Linked DNA regions of Homo sapiens: all the other regions are linked to region 1. Evidence: chromatin contacts called from ENCODE Hi-C or POLR2A ChIA-PET data. All regions are on one chromosome and are shown on one strand. The core of a region is the stretch at or near the end of the contact, and the rest is flanking DNA. Distances in the headings are between cores, read along the strand shown.

Region 1 (2,620 bases), core at 40-2,539:
TGGAGTCACTGTCTGCAGACACTTCTTGGATGGAATACTAAGTAATACCTAAATATTAGTCCAGGTCTCTTATTCAGTTTCCTGTTTAATGAATTTCATGTTTATCAATCTAAATGTTAAGCAACTGGAAATGGGCATTCTATAGGCAGAAAAGTTGGAAACTATGATTTCAAGTTCCACATATTTCATATTGTTGATTCTGTATATAAGGGACAAAGATTCAATGATCTATATAGTATGAAAAATTGGAAAACTGACTTGCCTTCTCCGAAATGTTTCATCATCTGTAAAAGAGGATGAATATGCATTATCTCATCATCTCAGTGAGTTCTTTTTTGAGGACCAAATTCACAATGGTTATAAAAATGTGTCCCATTAAAATGGTTTTACTGTTATTTTATCAAAGACAGTGATAAAGTATATATCAATGTATTATCTTAAATATCCCAATACCAGAGGTTTTATGGATTTTTGTTAAAGTCCTAATTATACTGTGAGGCCTTGGGTAGTCATTCTGTGGGTCTTAGTTTTCTTATGAATGGGCAAGATGGCATCTTTGAAAAGCAAAGGCAACATATTTATTTCATCTCTGAAGGTCTAAATATCAATGAATTTCCCATCATTGAACAAATATTTTGGGGTAGCTATTATGTTCTAGAAGAGTATTGACAAAGTTATGTCTTAATTTATAGGACATTTTTATGACTGAAATTAGATAACCCTTAAAATAGAAAACTAGACATCTGTCTTTAATAAGAAATGCTAACACTAAGAATAAAGGGATATAGAAACCTAAGACTTCCCTCACATGATAACATCTTGCTAAAGGAAATAGAAATCATGTGGTTAAAAAAGAAAAAAAAGGAAGAAGGAAAGAAGGAAGGAAGGGAGGAAAGAAGGAAGGAATGAAGGAAGGGAAAATATTTGCAATCTTATCTGTAGAGTCACTGTCTGCAGATTATTCTCAGCACACCAAAGAAGAGAGAAAGAGAGAGAAGGAAGGAAGGAAGGAAGGAAGGAAGGAAAAGGAAGGAAGGAGAAGGAGAAGGAGAAGGGAAGGGAAGGGAAAGGGAAAGGGAAAGGGAAAGGGAAAGGGAAAAGGAAGGAAGGGAAGGGAAGGAGGGAGGGAGGGGAAGGAAGGATATTTCTACTTGACTCCCTATTAATAGTCTGGTACTAGAACTCACAGAACTGCCACAGAAGGCTGAACAGTCCTGGGCTTTTCACATGATCAGGTTCGCACTTCCATGGTTCTCCCAAATATGGCTTTCTAAACAAACTTGGACTAGGCTCACTCACTTGGCATTTCTCCTGCAGGAATGCAACTCAATGTTCTATCCAAAGGTTTCAAGAACGACAGTTTTTGGATGTTTATTTAATCCTCTCTCAAGCCGTGTTTGTTTTGAATAAATGGCAAATGTGATTAGTAAATGGAACATTCATTTTGTTAGACTGCCTCTAAACTCCAGATATAAATGGGCTGGATTTTACAGCTTATTTTAACATTTCCTTTTTCCTATACCCTTTCTCTGATCAGCTCTTCAACGGTGATATAATTTCTTTTAATGCAAATGTACAAAACAATGTTAGTCCTGACTTTTGGCAAGCAGTTCACAAGTTTGGGTGAAAAGACATTGCTCTTGAAAAACAGGTCATTTTTAGTTTTGCTATGTCTTTCCTTCTCACTAGGACATATTGTGCTGATGCAGAACAATGGAGCTAAGGAGGTCTTTAGCTTGTCTTGCATCTATCAGAACTCAGCAGTACTTTCCTCTTTGAGGTTCAATGTTATTGGCTAAAATTTTTGATATTCTGCTTAATTCCACTCTATAGCCCACCAAATACACCCCTCGCCTTGCCGGTTGATTCATAGGTACTTGGCCAGGGCAGGCTAGAAGATGAAAAAGGAAGAGACGACCTGAAGCTCTGTATTAGAGAAACAACTAGGAGGATTGTCTGGCACACACCCGCCCAATGGCCTCATGTTAAGGAGCATCCTCAGCAGCTTAACATATATGTCCTGCTCAAGATAAAAGATAACTAGGTTTAAGACTTAAAGTTGAGTTGCTGCACAGCAGTGACAATTTGAGTTGCTGCACAGCAGTGACAATTTTTTAAAACATACTTTCGCAAGCAGGCAGTGTAGTATAATGGGTATAAACTTGAGGCATGCAGTCTTCAGCAAATAATTTTTTCCCTTTCTCAGTTTCTGACTCAGTAAAAAATCAAGATGTTTATAGTATCTTCAGCCGGGCACGGTGGCTCATGCCTGTAATCCCAGGACTTTGGGGGGCCAAGGCGGGTGGGCCACTTGAGGTTAGGAGTTCGAGACCTGCCTGGCCAACATAGTGAAACCCTGTCTCTATTAAAAATACAAAAATTAGCTGATTATGGTGGCGCATGCTTGTAATCCCACCTACTCTGGAGGCTGAGGCGGGAGAATCACCTGAACCTGGGAGGCGGAGGTTGAAGTGAGCTGAGATTGTGCCACTGCACCCTAGCCTGGGAGATAGAGTGACGCTCTCTTTCAAAAAAAAAAAAAAAAAGTATCTTCATAGACTTTTTGAGGCTATATGAACCAATGTCCATGAAGGCAACACATACAGGAAATAATAACTAA
Region 2 (2,620 bases), core at 47-2,546, 59 kb before region 1:
AAGGACCTGACTCACCTATGAGTTTTCAAGTACAGAAAGACCTTTGGAACATGGAAGAACTTAATAGGCATTAGGTCACTGGCATAACTCCATGGATAAGGTGAACATAGGTGTTTCATAATGTAAAAAGGTGTACTTTCTTCTTTTTCTCTGCCAGTTTTTTATCCCCAAAAATGTTCAAGAGAGAATTTAGCAACTGAGAACCTGGAGAAAATTTTAGAAATTTTGTAGCTTAATGGTTCTCAGCCTGTTGTACATGGAACTTGATGTGTCCGTGATAAAACTGTCTAATGGAACTTGAGAGGCTGATTTCAAATTTTTAAAAGTCTAAAAATATGCAAACATTTAACCGAGATTAGACTGTTTATTGACTGAATATCAACTCAGTGCAGTAAGAATGGTTATGTCATTTCTGATCAGCCAATGCGTATGTGTCTTGCAGTTTGACTGCAGAATCTTCAGCACAAAGAGTTCGAATATGAAAAATAACACAAAGTTCTCTTGTTCATGTAAAGATATAGCCTGAGATTAAAATGACAACACTCCGGTTTCCCGACTTCAAGTCTAGTGTTTCCTCAACTATACCATAGCTTATTGGAGGGTCTTTGAAGGGATATTTTTGTGCCTACGTGTAAATTGTATGCATAATGTGTTTGAATCCATAGAATAAGGTTTCTTGACCCTCCCACTGTACACTTACAATGGCTTTGTTACAGTAGGCCATAAATCTGTAGACAATTAGAAACATACAAACACAAATGTATATCATGCTCCCCACCCCGCAACACAACTCTGATTTCCTGACGACACATTTTCATAAACTTATTTTTTAACAAATTACAAGGGGTCTTCCTTCATTTGGGGCCCTGTGCCTTTTTGTTAATTTAGGAAATAATCAGGGTATACAGTCAAATAAATACCCAAGTGAACAAGGCAAATGGACACAGCAACTCCTACAGACTATTTCCCTAAGAAACCAGGCAAAAGGCAGGCTTTTGACTAAATATAGAACTAGCAGTCAAAATGTGCAAATAGAAACTTCCAGTTGTGGACTGGTGGGAAACCCCAATAGGCCATCTCAGCAAACCATGTACAGGAGGTGAAATCAGTACTTCCTTAAAAGATAATTCCAGTAAAAGGAGCACATAGGGTTCTCCAATGTGTCTCCTAAGTCATTTATGAGAAAGAAAAGGGGAAAAAATGAGTCCTGCTACCACTGAGACGCCCAGGTCCATGGCCCACAGTCTGACTCACGGTCAGAGAACTAAACTTGAGAATGTGTATAGACATCCCTTTACCTCATTATGCTTGGTCTAAGTGAATTTAAAAATAGGCCTTGGAGAGTTCCTGGACTACTCACAGCCATTGCCACAGAGTCGGTAACATAACATGTGACTTAAGATCACCTTTGTACAGTTTTGCACTGACTCATTCCTACCCAAATGGACTTTAGATGAAAAACTAATGCTAGCTTTCCCTCATGCTTTAATTTAGGATCCTATGCTACTGTATACCTTATTCTTCTTTGTGGTCATCCTGTTTTAAAATATAGGAAAAAAGAGAGGTGCTTGAGAACAGAAAGTGATGGCTGCCCCACCTCTATTTTGCTGCCAAGTATGATATACACATCCCTAGTTTCCTGTGTGCATTAGGGCCTGAAGAGTTGCCCTTCTCTGTCTCATGCATATGTGCCAAATCTGTCTCCAGTGACAGAGAGAAACTGCATGTGGTGCCTGGCTTCCGTTTCAGTAAAAAATATATTTATTTGGATTTCAAGATGATTATTGACATCCTTGGACATTCAGTACAACTTAGTAATTTGCATGGGTGTTTACTCCGCTTGCCAACATGAGCTACAATTAGGGTGAATATCAACTTTTTACAAAAACAGACTGGCCTAGTTCTACTCCTGAAATGCCTGCTCTCCAGCTTCCCTCAAACCCCATTCACTTGCCAAGGTAACCATAACAAATGCTGGTGCCTGTTGCTTGGCCTTAGCCTGACCAAGACACAGCCCTGATAGGCACCTGGGATAGTCAGGGCAGGGACAGCCTACAAAACGAATTCAGACTGGAAAAGTACAAGGTGAGAGCTGCACGGTGTAGATGTGTGTGCACTGACACATATGCTAATAAACGCAAGAGATGGAAAAGAAAGGCTCTTCCTCCTAAAAATCACACAATCTGTGTTACCATTGGATTGAAAAGTCAGTAATTTCTTGCATATGCATCATGAATTTAAAATTGGAAACAATTTTTCTTTGTGTGACATTTCTTGCTTTGCTATTAATATAGCAAATTCCCAGAAGACAAAAAGGAGAGAATAAGGAAATAGAAAAACCTGAATTCAAATCTTGCCATGGCCAAAAACTAGCTATGCAAACCTGAGCAGGTCTCAAGGCCTCAGTTTTGCCATCTGCAAAAAAACGAGGATACAGTATGAATACGGTATTCACTTCACGGGATTATGGTGAAGATCAAATAAGACAATATTGTCATTCATTCTTCTAACAAACATGAATTAGGTTCTTCCTCCTTGAAAGGTGCTGTTCAAGGTGCTGGGGATACAGCAGTGAACACAACAAACTCCCTGTACTCATAGAATTTGGATTTGTCAGTGT
Region 3 (2,620 bases), core at 67-2,566, 46 kb after region 1:
TCTTAACACATTGGGGTTTTTATTTTATTTTATATATGTGTGTTGTGTGTGTGTATTTGCTTATTTAATTAGAGGCAGGGTCTTGCTCTGTCGCTCAGGCTGGAGTGCAGTGATACAGTCATGGCTCACTGTAGCCTTGACCTCCTACCTCCTGGGCTCAAGCAAGCCTCCTACCTCAGCCCACCCCCAACCCCCCCAACCCCCAATGAGAGTGGCTGACACAACAAGTGCATGCCATCATGCCTGGCTAATCCTGGCTATTTAAAAAACTTTTTGTAGAGACAGGATCTGACTATGTTGCCCAGGCTGGTCTCAAACTCCTGTGCTCATGGGATCATACCGCCTCAGCATCCCAAAGAGCTCAGATTACAGGTGTGAGCCACGGTGCCCAGCCTCACTGGGGTTTAAAAAAAAAAAAAAGCGAGATTTAGAATTGTTAATAAAGTTAGATATTCAGTTACTAGAAGTACTATATTTAAAAATAAAATTTTAACACGATTGCTTTTATTGCTCTTTAATTTTAGTGTAGTTTTGTCCAGTTAACACAGAAACATGATGAACATGTATGATCTTTCTGTTTTGAAATAATTTAAGTAATTACAGAATGTTTTTAACATTTCAACATGTTAAGACCTTAATATGACACCCTTATTGTTCACATGATACCTGAAGTTCCAAAGAGGACACATTACTTTTCCAGTGTCATAGAGATTGGGTGGAACCCAGTCTAGAATGTCACTTTCCGACCTTTTTTCCCAGTGTTCTTCCCACTGCTCAGTGTTGAGTAAGAGAGTTTTAAAACAAATTCACACACACACCTCCATGTTCCCTGCTCTCCCCACCCTTAGTAAAATCCCCTGGGATGCTTTTGGCAGGATTCAGCGATGGCTTTGGCAGCTCTAGCCACGTTCCTGGAATCCATCTGCAAGTGCTGGTCAGCAGAGCCTGCTTCATTCCCTTTTTGGTATTAGTCAGTAAAGGTTAAGTGTATGTGAATTATCATAAGTTTATTTTTAGTCTCCCACTACCCCCTTTTTTTTTGGTAAGTGATCAATGACTACCAGGCACAGGAAATACATTTCACTGAATGATTTTCTAAAATCAAAACTCCATCTGGGCTGGAACTGAGACAGGATTAGGAATGACCATTTATAACATTAATATCAGCTACACTAAACTACTGAAAGATGCTTAGAGTGGGGAAAGGGTCTTCACCTTTGCCTGAAAGTACTTCCAAGGCTGAATCCTGGCTCCTCTGCTAGCCAATGTGTTGTGTGTAATAGCAGCACATGCAGCTGGTGATCACATTGTGACTCAGTGCACCACGGGGAGAGAGGGTCGGACGGATGAGGAACTAACTCAGAATTGTAGAACAGAAGTCTCAGCTAGCAAGTACTAAATGTGGTCTCCTTAGTTGAACAAATCAAGTTGAAAGAAAAAAAAAAGTGAGGGAATGAGTTGCTAAAGTTAGTTTCCTTAAAGTGAGAGATAATATTTCCCCTTTAAAAAGTAAGACACACAAAAAAACCTGTCGCCTTCATTGTGGATTAAGTTAATATTATAATAACTAAAACTAGTAGCATAGCATGGACTGATGAAGACAGTATTATAAAATGAAAATTAGTGTCAGTATAGCAGGGGTAGTCCTGGGATGGGGAGTAAAATTCATAGCCACAGCCATCTGGAGAAAGAAGAAAATAAAGTATATAAGCTTTAGCTATTAGGGACCCAAACTCCTGGCTGCTAGGAAGGAGGCCAATCAAGATTTTATGAACCTTAAAAGAAAAAAGGAAAGGAAGAGAAGGAAAGTGGGGAAAGGGCAAGGGAATGAAAGGAAGGAAGGGAAGAGGAAGGACCATAGTGGCCACTCCACTTGAAAGGGGTTTACTGCAACCACCAGTCTTATGTGTAAATGCTCTCTCTCTTCAGGGTAGTAGGCAAGGATGGTCACTCTATATTGAAATTATTATTAAAAACAATAGTTATATCTTTGTTTTGAGATAGATTCAAGTACAGAGACAAGGACAAGCCATCATCTTTCAAAAATCTCATCTCTTTTTCTACTGTAGTACATTTAAGATCTAGGTTTCACAGTTTATTCTGTGAAAGATTCTGGTTAGTGACTTTCTGGAAAGAAGGAAGGCGGCAGGGAGGGAGGAGAGAGAGAGGGAGATGGAGGTGGGGAGAGGAAGACAGAAGGGGGAGAGGAAAAGAGAGAGAGAGAAAGGGCAAGAAAGAAGAAGGAAGGGGAGGGGAGGGGAGGAAGGAGGGAGGGAGGGAAGGGAAGGACAGAAGGAAGGAAGGAAGGAACGAAGGAACGAAGGAACAAAGGAAGGAAGGAAACCAAAGAGAGGAGAGGAGGGAAACAGTAGAAAGGAAGGGAGGGAGAAAAAATGTAATAGTTTTTAATTTGCCTTTGTAGATATTTATTACTAAAGTTTTTTTACTTGCAAAACATATGTATATACATACATATACTTATATAAATTTATTAAAATATATAGTATACATACATTTATAAATATATTAATTACTGTATGTAAAACAAAAGCAAAGTAGGCTCATTAGAGAAAATTTAAAGATAAGTAGAGAAGTATAGAAAGAAGCCTGTTCCCAAAAT

Evidence for each region. A loop is a pair of places that touch in the nucleus more often than their neighbours do. ChIA-PET counts read pairs that join two places held with the same protein, here RNA polymerase II (POLR2A). Pooled maps may share reads with other maps.
Region 2: a loop to region 1 is called in a map of posterior vena cava, with 2.9 times the contacts of the local background. The contact joins two enhancer-like sites. A Hi-C loop is called at or near these places in 4 of 168 maps with a recorded cell type or tissue (MCF 10A, PC-9, aorta and 1 more) and 4 of 50 pooled maps. POLR2A ChIA-PET finds 5 or more read pairs at or near these places in 5 of 52 experiments (AG04450, Caco-2, MCF 10A and 2 more).
Region 3: a loop to region 1 is called in a map of transverse colon, with 22 times the contacts of the local background. The contact joins two enhancer-like sites. A Hi-C loop is called at or near these places in 2 of 168 maps with a recorded cell type or tissue (PC-3 and transverse colon) and 2 of 50 pooled maps. POLR2A ChIA-PET finds 5 or more read pairs at or near these places in 4 of 52 experiments (BJ, PC-3, activated B cell and 1 more).

Annotation. Positions count from the first base shown.
Region 1 is chr3:188,623,185-188,625,804 of GRCh38, reverse strand. The region is part of intron 7 of LPP (LIM domain containing preferred translocation partner in lipoma); the gene reads right to left. All of the region lies in intron 2 of LOC124906316 (a long non-coding RNA gene), which reads left to right. Among named protein-coding and RNA genes, the nearest start is that of LPP-AS1, 56 kb to the right of the region's middle. Within about 2 kb of position 1,289, at least 10 of the 41 ENCODE cell types and tissues checked have a DNase peak (open chromatin) inside an H3K27ac peak, as active enhancers do.
Region 2 is chr3:188,681,892-188,684,511 of GRCh38, reverse strand. The region is part of intron 7 of LPP (LIM domain containing preferred translocation partner in lipoma); the gene reads right to left. Among named protein-coding and RNA genes, the nearest start is that of MIR28, 5.6 kb to the left of the region's middle. Within about 2 kb of position 1,296, at least 9 of the 41 ENCODE cell types and tissues checked have a DNase peak (open chromatin) inside an H3K27ac peak, as active enhancers do.
Region 3 is chr3:188,577,452-188,580,071 of GRCh38, reverse strand. All of the region lies in intron 6 of LPP (LIM domain containing preferred translocation partner in lipoma), which reads right to left. Among named protein-coding and RNA genes, the nearest start is that of LPP-AS1, 10 kb to the right of the region's middle. Within about 2 kb of position 1,316, at least 14 of the 41 ENCODE cell types and tissues checked have a DNase peak (open chromatin) inside an H3K27ac peak, as active enhancers do.